Regions from separate parts of the Homo sapiens genome. Here region 1 is linked to region 2. Evidence: read pairs that join two places in POLR2A ChIA-PET (ENCODE). Cell type or tissue: IMR-90. All regions are shown on one strand. Links, peaks and the distances in the headings refer to the core of each region. The heading gives the core; the rest is flanking DNA.

The links. ChIA-PET counts read pairs that join two places held together with the same protein. Peaks named below come from ENCODE experiments on the same cell type or tissue, not always from the same donor. Only the 100,000 strongest peaks of a DNase experiment are listed, where the experiment ranks them.
Region 1: POLR2A ChIA-PET joins it to region 2 with 5 read pairs; 1 of 35 experiments calls an interaction of 5 or more read pairs at or near these places.

Annotation. Positions count from the first base shown.
Region 1 is chr2:146,128,170-146,133,381 of GRCh38, forward strand. No RefSeq gene overlaps it. Among named protein-coding and RNA genes, the nearest start is that of LINC01911, 710 kb to the right of the region's middle. In IMR-90, for the core only: no CTCF peak of the experiment used is centred there; no DNase peak of the experiment used is centred there; H3K27ac peaks cover 724 bases.
Region 2 is chr2:145,774,793-145,780,004 of GRCh38, forward strand. No RefSeq gene overlaps it. Among named protein-coding and RNA genes, the nearest start is that of LINC01966, 900 kb to the left of the region's middle. In IMR-90, for the core only: no CTCF peak of the experiment used is centred there; a DNase peak (open chromatin) is centred at 2,789.

The DNA.
Region 1 (5,212 bases), core at 758-4,757, 350 kb after region 2:
CCACTGTTGGGCACCTAGGTTGATTCTATGTCTTTACTATTATGAACAACCCTGCAATGAACAGATGAGTGCACGTGTCTTCTTTGGTAGAGTGATTTATTTTCCTTTGGATATGTATCCAGTAATGAGATTGCTGTGTCAAATGGAAGTTTGTTTCAAGTTCTTTGAGAAATCTTCAAACTGCTTTCTACAGTGACTCAAGTAATTTGCATTCTGACCAACAGTGTTTAAGCACTCCCTTTCCTCTGTATATCCTCGATAGCATCTGTTGTTCTTTGTCTTTTTAATAATCACCATCTGTCTGGTATAAGATGGCATTTCATTGTGGTTTTGATTTGCATTTCTCTGATGATTAGTGATGTTGAGCAGTTTTTTCATATATTTTTTGGCCATTGGTACATCTTCTTTTGAGAAGTGTTTGTTCATGACATTTGCCCGTTTTTTAATTGGATTGTTTCTTACTTGTTGATTGCTTTAAGTTCCTTGTAGATTTTGGATATTAGAACTTTATCAGATGCATAATTTGTAAATATTTTCTCCAATTCTTTGGGCAACGTGTGTACTCCATTTATGATTTCTTTTTTGCGCAAAAGCTCTTTAGCTGATTAAGTCCCTGTATTAGTCCCTTCTCACACTGCTATAAACAATGGCCCAAGACTGGTTAATTCATAGAGGAAAGAGGTTTAATTGACTTACGGTTAAAAGGCCTCAGGAAGCTTACAATCATGTCAGAAGGTGAAGGGAAAGCAAGGCACTTTTTTCACAAGATGGCAGGAAGGAGAGTGAATGCAGGAGGAACTACCAAACACTTATAAAACCATCAGATCCCATGAGAACTCACTCACCATCATGAGAACAGCATGGGGGAAACTGCCCCCATGATCCAATTACCTCCAGCTGGTCTCTCCCTTGACACGTGGAAATTATGGAGATTGTGGGAATTATAATTCAAGATGAGATGTGGGTGGGGACACAAAGCCTAACCGTATCAGTCACCTTGTCAATTTTTGTTTTTGTTGCAATTGGTTTTGGGGATTAGCCATAAATTCTTTGTCAAAGCTGTTGTTGAGAAGGGTATTTCTTAGGTTTTCTTCTAGGATTTTTAGAGTTTTAGGTCTTACATTTAAATCTTTAATCCATGTTGAGTTAATTTTTGTATATGGTGAAATGTAGGGGTCTAGTTTTATGTAAGTGTGTTGACCTTTTGTTCCAGCTGCTTTCAAATTATTTCTTTTGTGTTGACCTTGGTAAATATGATGACGATGTGCCTTAGGAATTTTGTCTCATGCAGGCTCTTGCAGGTGTTCTCTATATTTCTTGAATTTGCATGTCTACATCTCTAGTGAAATTGGAAAATTTTTCATGGACTAGATCCTCAAACATGTTTTCCAAGGTGCTTACTTTCTTTCCTTCTCTTTCGGGAATGCCAATGAGTGACAGATTTTTGTCTCTTTACAAACTTCCATGTTTCTTAGAAGTTTTATTTATGTTTTAAATTCTTTTTATTTTTGTCTAAGTTGATTTAAAGAACTGGTTTTGTGCTGCGATTCTTTCCTCAGCTTGATCTAGTCGGCTGTTAATGCTTCTGCCTGTATTTTTAAATTCTTATAGTTAACTCTTCAATTTCAAAAATTCAGTTTGGTTCTTTTTTAAAGTGACCGTTTCATCTTTCAGCTCTTGGATCCTTTTACTGTATTTCTTGGATCCCTCGGATTGGATTTCAACTTTCTCCTGGATCTTGATGAGCTTTCTTGCCATCCAGATTCTGAATTCTATGTCTGTCATTTCAATCTGGTTAAGAACAATTCCTGGGGGCCTAGATTGTTTACTTGGAAGTCAGGAGACACTCCAGCTTTTTGAATTGCCAGAATTCTTGTGCTGATTCTTTCTCATCTGATAGAACTGTTGTTCCTTTAACTGTAATGTAAGATGAGTATAGTGTGTTGGCTCTATTTCTGGGTGCTTTCAGAGGGTCAATGCTCTGTACAGGATTTGTATTTCTGGCTGAGTTTTTGCCTTAGGTTTCACAGGCACTGTATACTGGCAAAATATTTTTGGTATTGTAATTTGGGTTCTGATCCAGGAAATGGCACTTAAGTGTGATGGCCTGTAGATAGGCTCTTAGCCATGCCGCGCTTTCATGTTTCAGCATGTTCACAGTAATGCTCTGGAGTCAGTGGGGGTGGGACACTGGGGAGGGAGGTAAATAAACCTCTCCCTAAGACCACCCCTGGACCTTGGAGGCACTCTATCTGATCCCTGATCCCACACCAGCGTTCCATATGTTAAGTATTCCACACCATGCGTGAGGCTCCCTTAGGCAGAGGTTATGCAGGCTACACCCTTCCCAGACTAGCCCTACAGAGGGAGGCACAATGCTCTCCCCCACCAGCTCACAAACCTGGGTATCTCACCCCTCTCAGTGTTCTGAGAATGGGGGAATCCTCCCTTGCTTGTGAGCCACTCAATCTAACAAGTCTTTACTGACTAGAAGCAGCAGGCACAGGGCTTGTACAGTATAACATCCAGGTGTTTCCTAGGGGAAAACAGAACTGTGCACACCAGCAGGGTTCAGGAAAAGGTGGGGCCACTCTGCTGGAAGCAGGAGTCCAGGCCTGTCTGGAGAGAAGAACTGGGAACAGTCTGCTTTCTCCTGGCACCGTGACTGTGGACTCTATTGGTGTAATGGAAGCTAGTGCTGGGCTCCTCAGGGATCCAAAGCCTGTAGGGCTTCCCATAGTCTTGAGTGGTTCCTCTGAAGAAATTCCATTAATACAGGCTCTCTGTATTAGTTGAGGCCTGTGGTTGGAAGTTTCAGGGGGTTCTCTCATTCCCAGAGTTGCACAGGTCCCTGTAGGAAGGGTAGATCCCCTGGGGGCTCTTAATCTCTCACTCTTACCCTGTGTTAGGAAGCTTCTCCTGGTTTCACAGTGATCCCAGGTGGGTGCCTTCCCAGCTTTGTTATTCTCCGTTTTCCATGTGTCCCCTAACGCCTCTGATGGATCCCAACTAGTTTCTTACATGATTCCCTTGAAGAGTCAATATTTACCCACCACTTTGTTTCCTCTCCACAAGAGTGGTGCACAGTAGATGCTTCTAGTCAGCATTTACAACTCTCACAAAGTTATTTTTGGAAAGAAAACAGAATGAGACATTGGCAAAATTTTCTTTCACATTACCCTTTGGTAAATAATGTATCATTTCAACAAAATTCAGTACAAAGGTGCTATTACTATCATAGGTGTGTTCTCTCAGAAACTTTGCAGTTGGAGGAAAATACTGAGATTCAGGGTATGATGTGCAGTTTACATGGAAGCTTAAAGAAGAAGAGTATTGTCTGTTCATCCCTAAATATCATGCTACAGGAAAAGAGATATTTTATAATTTAGAATAAGGCAATATTCCTAGCTAGTACATGGATTTTGAAAAAGTACATCAGGGTTAGTTTCTATGGACCATTAACATGTATGAAAAGAAAGGGCCAGTTAAGTCAATTAAATAATTGATAACTGAAAAAAAAACTCCTACTCCACTTTATTTGCAGAAATCAACTAGCATTCAACAATATACCTAACCTTCTTAATTTCATGTTGAATTGAATTTAGAAAACTGAGACCATGTATTACTCTTTTATTATGCACCATTGCACAATTATGTAAAATTACATGTACTTCTTTGGGCAAGGAGTATATTTATTTTTCATCCTGAAATGTGCTAGCTTTAAGGGGAAAAATGTCCATCAGGGATGAGATAAATTTATATCCTTTTAAGGAACTGAAAAGGATAGAAAAAAATACCTCTCTATGATTTCAACAAGAATGTTCAAATAAACAAAATGAATGTCTTGAATAGCATGAAACTATTACTTCCTGTACATAGTATGGATGTTTTTGAATTTGAGCATGAGCTATCAGTATTCCTAAGGACACTACGGTACAAATGATAATCTTTTTTTAAAAAATTGCCATCATCATCTAATGCTATTTCTCACAGATAGGAAAAATGCATAGGAAGAGATGCCCTCGAGTACTAAATGGAGATAACTAGTACATTGAGTTCATTCTTTGCTGTTTTCTTCTAGTTTTTATTTATTTATTTATTTATTATTTATTTAGTTATTTATTTTTTATTTTTATTTTTATTTTTATTTTTATTTTTATTTCTTTGAGACAGAGTTTAGCTCTGTCGCTCGGGCTGGAGTGCAGTGGAGCAATCTTGGCTCACTGCAACCTCTGCTTTCTGGTTTCAAGCGGTTCTGCTGCCTCAGCCTCCTGAGTGGCTGGGACTACAGGCCTGTGCCACCACGCCTGGCTAATTTTTTGTATTTTTAGTAGAGATGGGATTTCACCATGTTCACCAGGATGGTCTCAATCTCTTGACCTCATGATCTATCTGCCTCGGTCTCCCAAAGTGCTGGGATTACTGTTATGAGCCACTGCACCTGGACTTTCTTCTAGCTTTGAGCGCTCACAAAAGTTGTCCATACAATAAAAGCATGGTACTGCCCATTTCAACTAAACAAAAAATCGGCTAAAAGGATACAATTTCTCTCAACACAGGCACTTTCACATCAATTACATGTTAACTGCAATTTTTGTCATTGTGTTTTTCCATCACAAACCTTGAAAATATAATTGATATACTGTTGAGCTAGTATTTATTACTGCAAGGAAAGCAGTCTTTGGAGTGAAGCGCATGCTTCATTCAAATGTTCAGAGCAATTTGATGGAGCCACCATACAATTGCTGTGTATTCTACTTGTCTCTTACTATTTTTTCCATTCTCACTTAGATCCAGCCCCACTGGCCTCATTAATGTTTTTTTTGGAATTACCAGGTACTAACCCTTTACCCTAGCCATGCCCTTTCCCTGGAAAACTCTTACTCTAGATATTCACTTGCCTAAATCCCTTGCCTCTTTCAAGGCTTTGTTATGTCTCAGTTTCTCAGTGACAACTACCTTGAACACTCCCATCACTGCAAACTTCAAGAGATCCTTCCTTCCTTCCTTCCTTTCTTTCTTTCTCTCTTTCATTCATTCTTTCTTTCTTTTCTTTCTTTCTTGTTCTATTACTTTATAGCACTTTTTTGCTATGAAATAAAACTGTAAATAAGGCCCCAAGCTCTCTGTACAACATGGACTCCTCATGGCAGAGATACCCAAATTTAGACAGCAGAACTAAGTGGTCATGGCAGGGTAAGGGTAGAGTAAT
Region 2 (5,212 bases), core at 584-4,583:
TCTTTTATAATTCCTGGCGTTTTCTAGATATGAATAAATATTCAATAATTTTATGCTTTTTTACTCCAAATATTTAGCAATCCCAACTGATCATTAAGAAATATTATACAGTTAATTTAGCAATGCTGGAGTTGAAAAACTAAAAGCAAAACTCTGGCATTTCATTACAGAAAAAATTAAGAATCATTTATTTAGAAAAACTATTTTGCCAGGTCTTCACTTCGTGTTAGATGTGATCAATATATCCTGATTGCTAATGGGAGTAATAAGATTACTACCCTGACTTCAGAAATAAATGGAAGTAGAACCCTGAATGCAGGTGCAGCAGGAAAGTTTGGGTAAAAGATAAGCACCCAATCTTGTCCTACCCACCAGTGGGGGGCAGGTAACAATGAAGGAGAAAGTCAATAGCCTCTAATAAAACACCAAACTCTAAAACATGGTTTCTTACCTTTACTTTCACTTGTGTTATCATAGACTTAATTATAATTTTAAATCAATAAATACATATTTATCAAGCATTGCTAAATTAGGACACTGTGCTAAAATTGTACGGGATATACTTTTTTTTCCCTCAATTTTAGATTTTTTTGGATCTATAGATATTTGAAGAAGCATTTGCTTTTATCTTCAACTTGATCTTGATAATGACTGAGTAGCGGAAATTGATGATCTGAAGACATATCTATCTACACGGCCTTTCAATGCAAAATCCACTTTACAGTCTTAAGTAGTCTGCTGTGTTTTAAAATGAATCTAAATATTAGGTCCTGGGGGAAGATCAACATTTAGAATAAAATGCTAAAATACAGTGGCTATGCTAATACTTATTAATACTCACTTATCTACAAATCTTAAAAGGAAAAGGTTTTCCAACAATTTTAAGATGTCACAGTGTTAATCTACATTTCAATAAGATATTTAAAGACAATGCTAGAACTGTCAAGGACCTGCTCTTAAGCTTGAGAGAAACCTACAAAGGAATGCTGACAGTTTTATTTTATGTGACATGGAAGCATTATTTATCAAGAAAATGTTATTATATCTTTAGACATTTGAGCACGTTTCATTGCAGATTCTCAGGAAGTTCCACAGATACTTGCAGTATGTGGCGGTAGAATATTATCTATGTAAAATATCCTGAGCTATCAAATTAAGGAAGTGATTTAAATAAGCAAAGTTTCCTCTGTTTCTTTTTTTCCACTTGTTTCTATCTAGAAATCATAGCAAAGTCTGAAGCTTTGAATAACAGGCACTCATGTTTGAAAACTGCAAACTCAATGAAGAAATTGGAAGAGATTTAAAACTATATGCTCAATTATGTTTAGGTGCTTGTTAAAGATTTGTAGTCTGGGAGAGTCACACCTTTAGCAACCTCATGGATTTTACTAAGCAGTCTTGGTAAAAGCACTACATTCCTTGTTATGATATATTTCCGAAAATTAGAAAAGTCTTTCTGAGTCAGCAAAGAATTAGTATTACCCTCTGAGATAATGGAAACCATCCAAATGTTGAGGGAAAAAAATCAAAGAATTTCTGTTCTAATATAATGGCTCCTGTTTGCTTAGTATCTCTTAGAAACTTCTTTTGGAAAAAAACAAACAAACAAAAAAACAAGTCCCATTTACTGGGTACCCTATTAGAATTTCTACGTTTAGTAAACAATGCTAGTCTAATAGGGGAAGTATTGTTACTTCAACCTCTTGTCCCAGAGATTTCTTCCATTGAGATAACAAACTTCGGGAAAATATTTCGCAGACCAACACTACAATAAACCAAGAAAACCAATAATAGATAAACTGCTAATTTGTAAGTTTAAGAGGGATTAGGGGATGAAGGTGGGAGATGAAAGAGACCAAGTCTAGGGAGGAGCAGAGTGAGCCATACATCTTGGCAGAAGGGTAGAGCCTGTGGTAAGATACTGCCAGTTGAGAGTCTCCAGTCATGGAGGAGTCCGGGTGATTTTAAGAACAGGAGTGTCTAATTATTCAGCCTTAACTGGTTTGCAATTCTCTCACATAAATTCCCCCTGCAGTCCTCATTCTTAAAGAAAAGCCTTCTAAGCCAGCATTTTGTGTCAATAGAATTTGGAAGAATAACTCAGTTTAGGTACTCCCTGAGGCAAAGCCCATGTGGAAAAATAACTTGTGTCCAGGTAGTTAATTTATTTTAGATAAATAAATTCTGATTCTAAGAAGCAGAGAAAATTTAAAAAGGAAGGAGGAAAACAGAGTAAGGGTGAATCATTGAGATCTCTACTGTATACACTAGGGCCTTCATTCCTTCCTAGTCTCACAGAAATGTGCAGGATGGTAAGGAAAGACAGGAGCGTGGAGCACTCTGCCTACAGGTTCCTGTTTCCCTTTGGTTGAGGGTCATCTTAGAGGTGTTAGCTCTTCTTTATTTATAGATGACACTTGTGTCCAGGTCAATGAGCCCCCACATTGCCACAAAAGACTTTGTGACAGAATGCAGAAAGACAGAATGCCGGCGCCTAAAATGGGATGATCTTAGGTTTGGGGTGAAGCTGAATGGTCTACCACTCAGTGGCTAAAATCTGATGTGGACTCAGGGCACGTGATGTGAACCACAGAGGTAAGCTAGAAAAAGTAGTCATTATCGTGTGATACAATATGGAATAAAAGTCTAGGGATCAGGTGATGAAATGAATTAGTTCAGAAAAGTCCAAAGCTCAAAGCCAGATGTGTCTAGAGGAAATGAGAACATCACCACAATACCCTAAGATCTATGGAGAGTTTCAGTGAAACACTGGGTCTTCCCTCCATGTCCAGCATGATGAGTCATTGTAAACAGTATTTCCTAGGTGACATTCAAGTAAATATTCAGAGGAAGGCTCTTGTCAGATAACTCACACTTGAAAAAAGTAGTCTTTTCTGCTTGAAACAGTAGAAAATGTGATTTGGAATAATGATGTTACTAAATTTATTACATCTCACTGATAAATCTGAGTTCTAAGACCTTTTTTTGACTCTCCTCTTATAGGATTGCCACTGCATACCTCTTTAAGGCACAATATAGGCAGTTCACACCTGACAGTGATTGTTTTTATTAAATAATAATAAATAGCTGTTGTGTATTTTACCAAGTGTTGTCACTCTTCTAAGTGTCTTGCATGAGTTAACTTCTCCCAGCAATCCTGAGGTTGGTACTATTGTAACCACCTCATGGATACTTCCTGCCACTGCCCAAATAAAGACAATGGCACTGTAGTAAAGAGTTCAATTGACAAGAGGCCACACAGGAGACGGAGTTATTACTCAAATCAATCTCATCGACGGCTTATAGGTTAGGGGTTTTTCAAAGATGGTTTGGGGAAAGGAGTGGGGGTGACTATGAAATGGGTGCTTTCTGCTTGTTGGTTGGGTTAGAGATGAAATCATAGGGGGTTAAAGCTGTCTTCTTGAGCTGAGTCAGCTACTGGTGCTATTGGTGTTAGACATGCAAAACCCAGAAGAGATACCTCAAAAGTCCAATCTACAATAGTGGTTATCTGTAGGAGTGATTGGAGAAGTTTCATATTTTATGACCATTCCACACCTTAAAAGAATTCATGCTCTTCTCCTCCCCCTAGCTTGGTAGTCTCTCATTAGATTTATAAAAGCTGTTGAGTTTAGGAGAATGACTATTGTCATTTAAACTATAACCTAAATATTTTCCAAAGTTAGCTCTTCCTAAGCCCAGAAATAATTAAGGCAGCTTGAAAGCTAAAGGCAAGAATTGTGGTTGGTTAGACTGGCTCTCCCCCACTGCCAAAAGTATCTCACTGATATAATTTTTGCGAAGGGAGTTTCACTATTATTATTCCCACTTTTTTTTTTTAGATACTCAAATTAAGGCAGATGAGGTTAAGAGTCTTCCCCAAATTCTCCAGCTAGTAAGTGGCAAAGCTGGGATCAGACCTAAATTTTGGGGTGCAGTCAAACCTCTAAAACAAAGCACATTATGACACTTGGGAAATCTCAGACACAAAGTTCTTAGAAATCAAGATCCAGAATACTGTCTACAATATTAGCTTATTATAGTGTTACCATGCTTTTAAAAGAAATACCTTCATCATAATTTTTGTTTCCTAGTCATAATATTGACCTTTAAAATGATCTACTATGTTCCATCAGATATATATGCAAAATCCGCTTTATTTTAGATTTTATTCATTTTTTAAAAATTTAACAATACAAAAAATTAGGTCAGGCACCTTTGTTAATTAGCTGTATTTCATTAAAATCATGACCTCTAGTTGAAAATGCCTTCACTCTTGTGTGTTAAATTTATATGGATGGCCCATAAACAGTCCCTAATTAGTCACATGTGTATTCAGATGTGGGCTCATGTGTTATAAACTAACACTGAAGTGTATAAGGAACTGTCAGTCAGATCAAAAGTCAACTGAAAATCATCCCGTTTGCAAAGCTGAGAGTCTGTCACAGTTAGTTAGTCATAAATGTTTAAAACAGCAACCAAACTTTTATTCTAATTGAGCATGAGTTGAAAGGCTACCCACTTTGATGTCTTTGCTTTTATCATTTGTATATAGCTAAAAAACTACTATTATGCCTTTTAAAAAAGTCCCCCCTTGGAGTGGTAGACATTACTTGGTTCTGAAAATATACAGGTAGATCAATCTATAATTGCAGAGCCTTTGTACAGGTTCCAGGGATGCCTATAATCTTTCACGTGCAAGTGTTCAAAAGTAAGATTCTTTCCTCCTTTTTCTCTATTTGATCTCCTTCTCCACAGATTTGTGATTTAAGACATAAGGAATACATCTTTGTAATGATATTTTGTGGGCCATCGTTTAAAGTATAGTATTTGTCTTACCCGAGTTTTTCAACCTTGAAGAGGGATATATAATTATATATTTTTAATTAATATTTCACAATTTATGAGTAAAATTCAATTGTGTTAAGGGTACCATTTGAGAGATTCAGGTGTGGAGACTGGGAAATGAGGGAACTATGAAGGATCCTACAGCAATGCCTCTGTCTATATGGGAGTGATCTCCAAGTACCAGTCCTGTACACATTTCTATTCAGTTAATTTAGAATTTTCATATAAGTCCCACATTCAGGACCATTTTCTTACAATTTTCTCTCCAACAATATTATTAGTTAGGCTGGCTTATGCTCGAAACAATCCCTAGATTATCCACAGAACCATAAAATGTGTGTCCCACATTTTACTCCTCATGTTA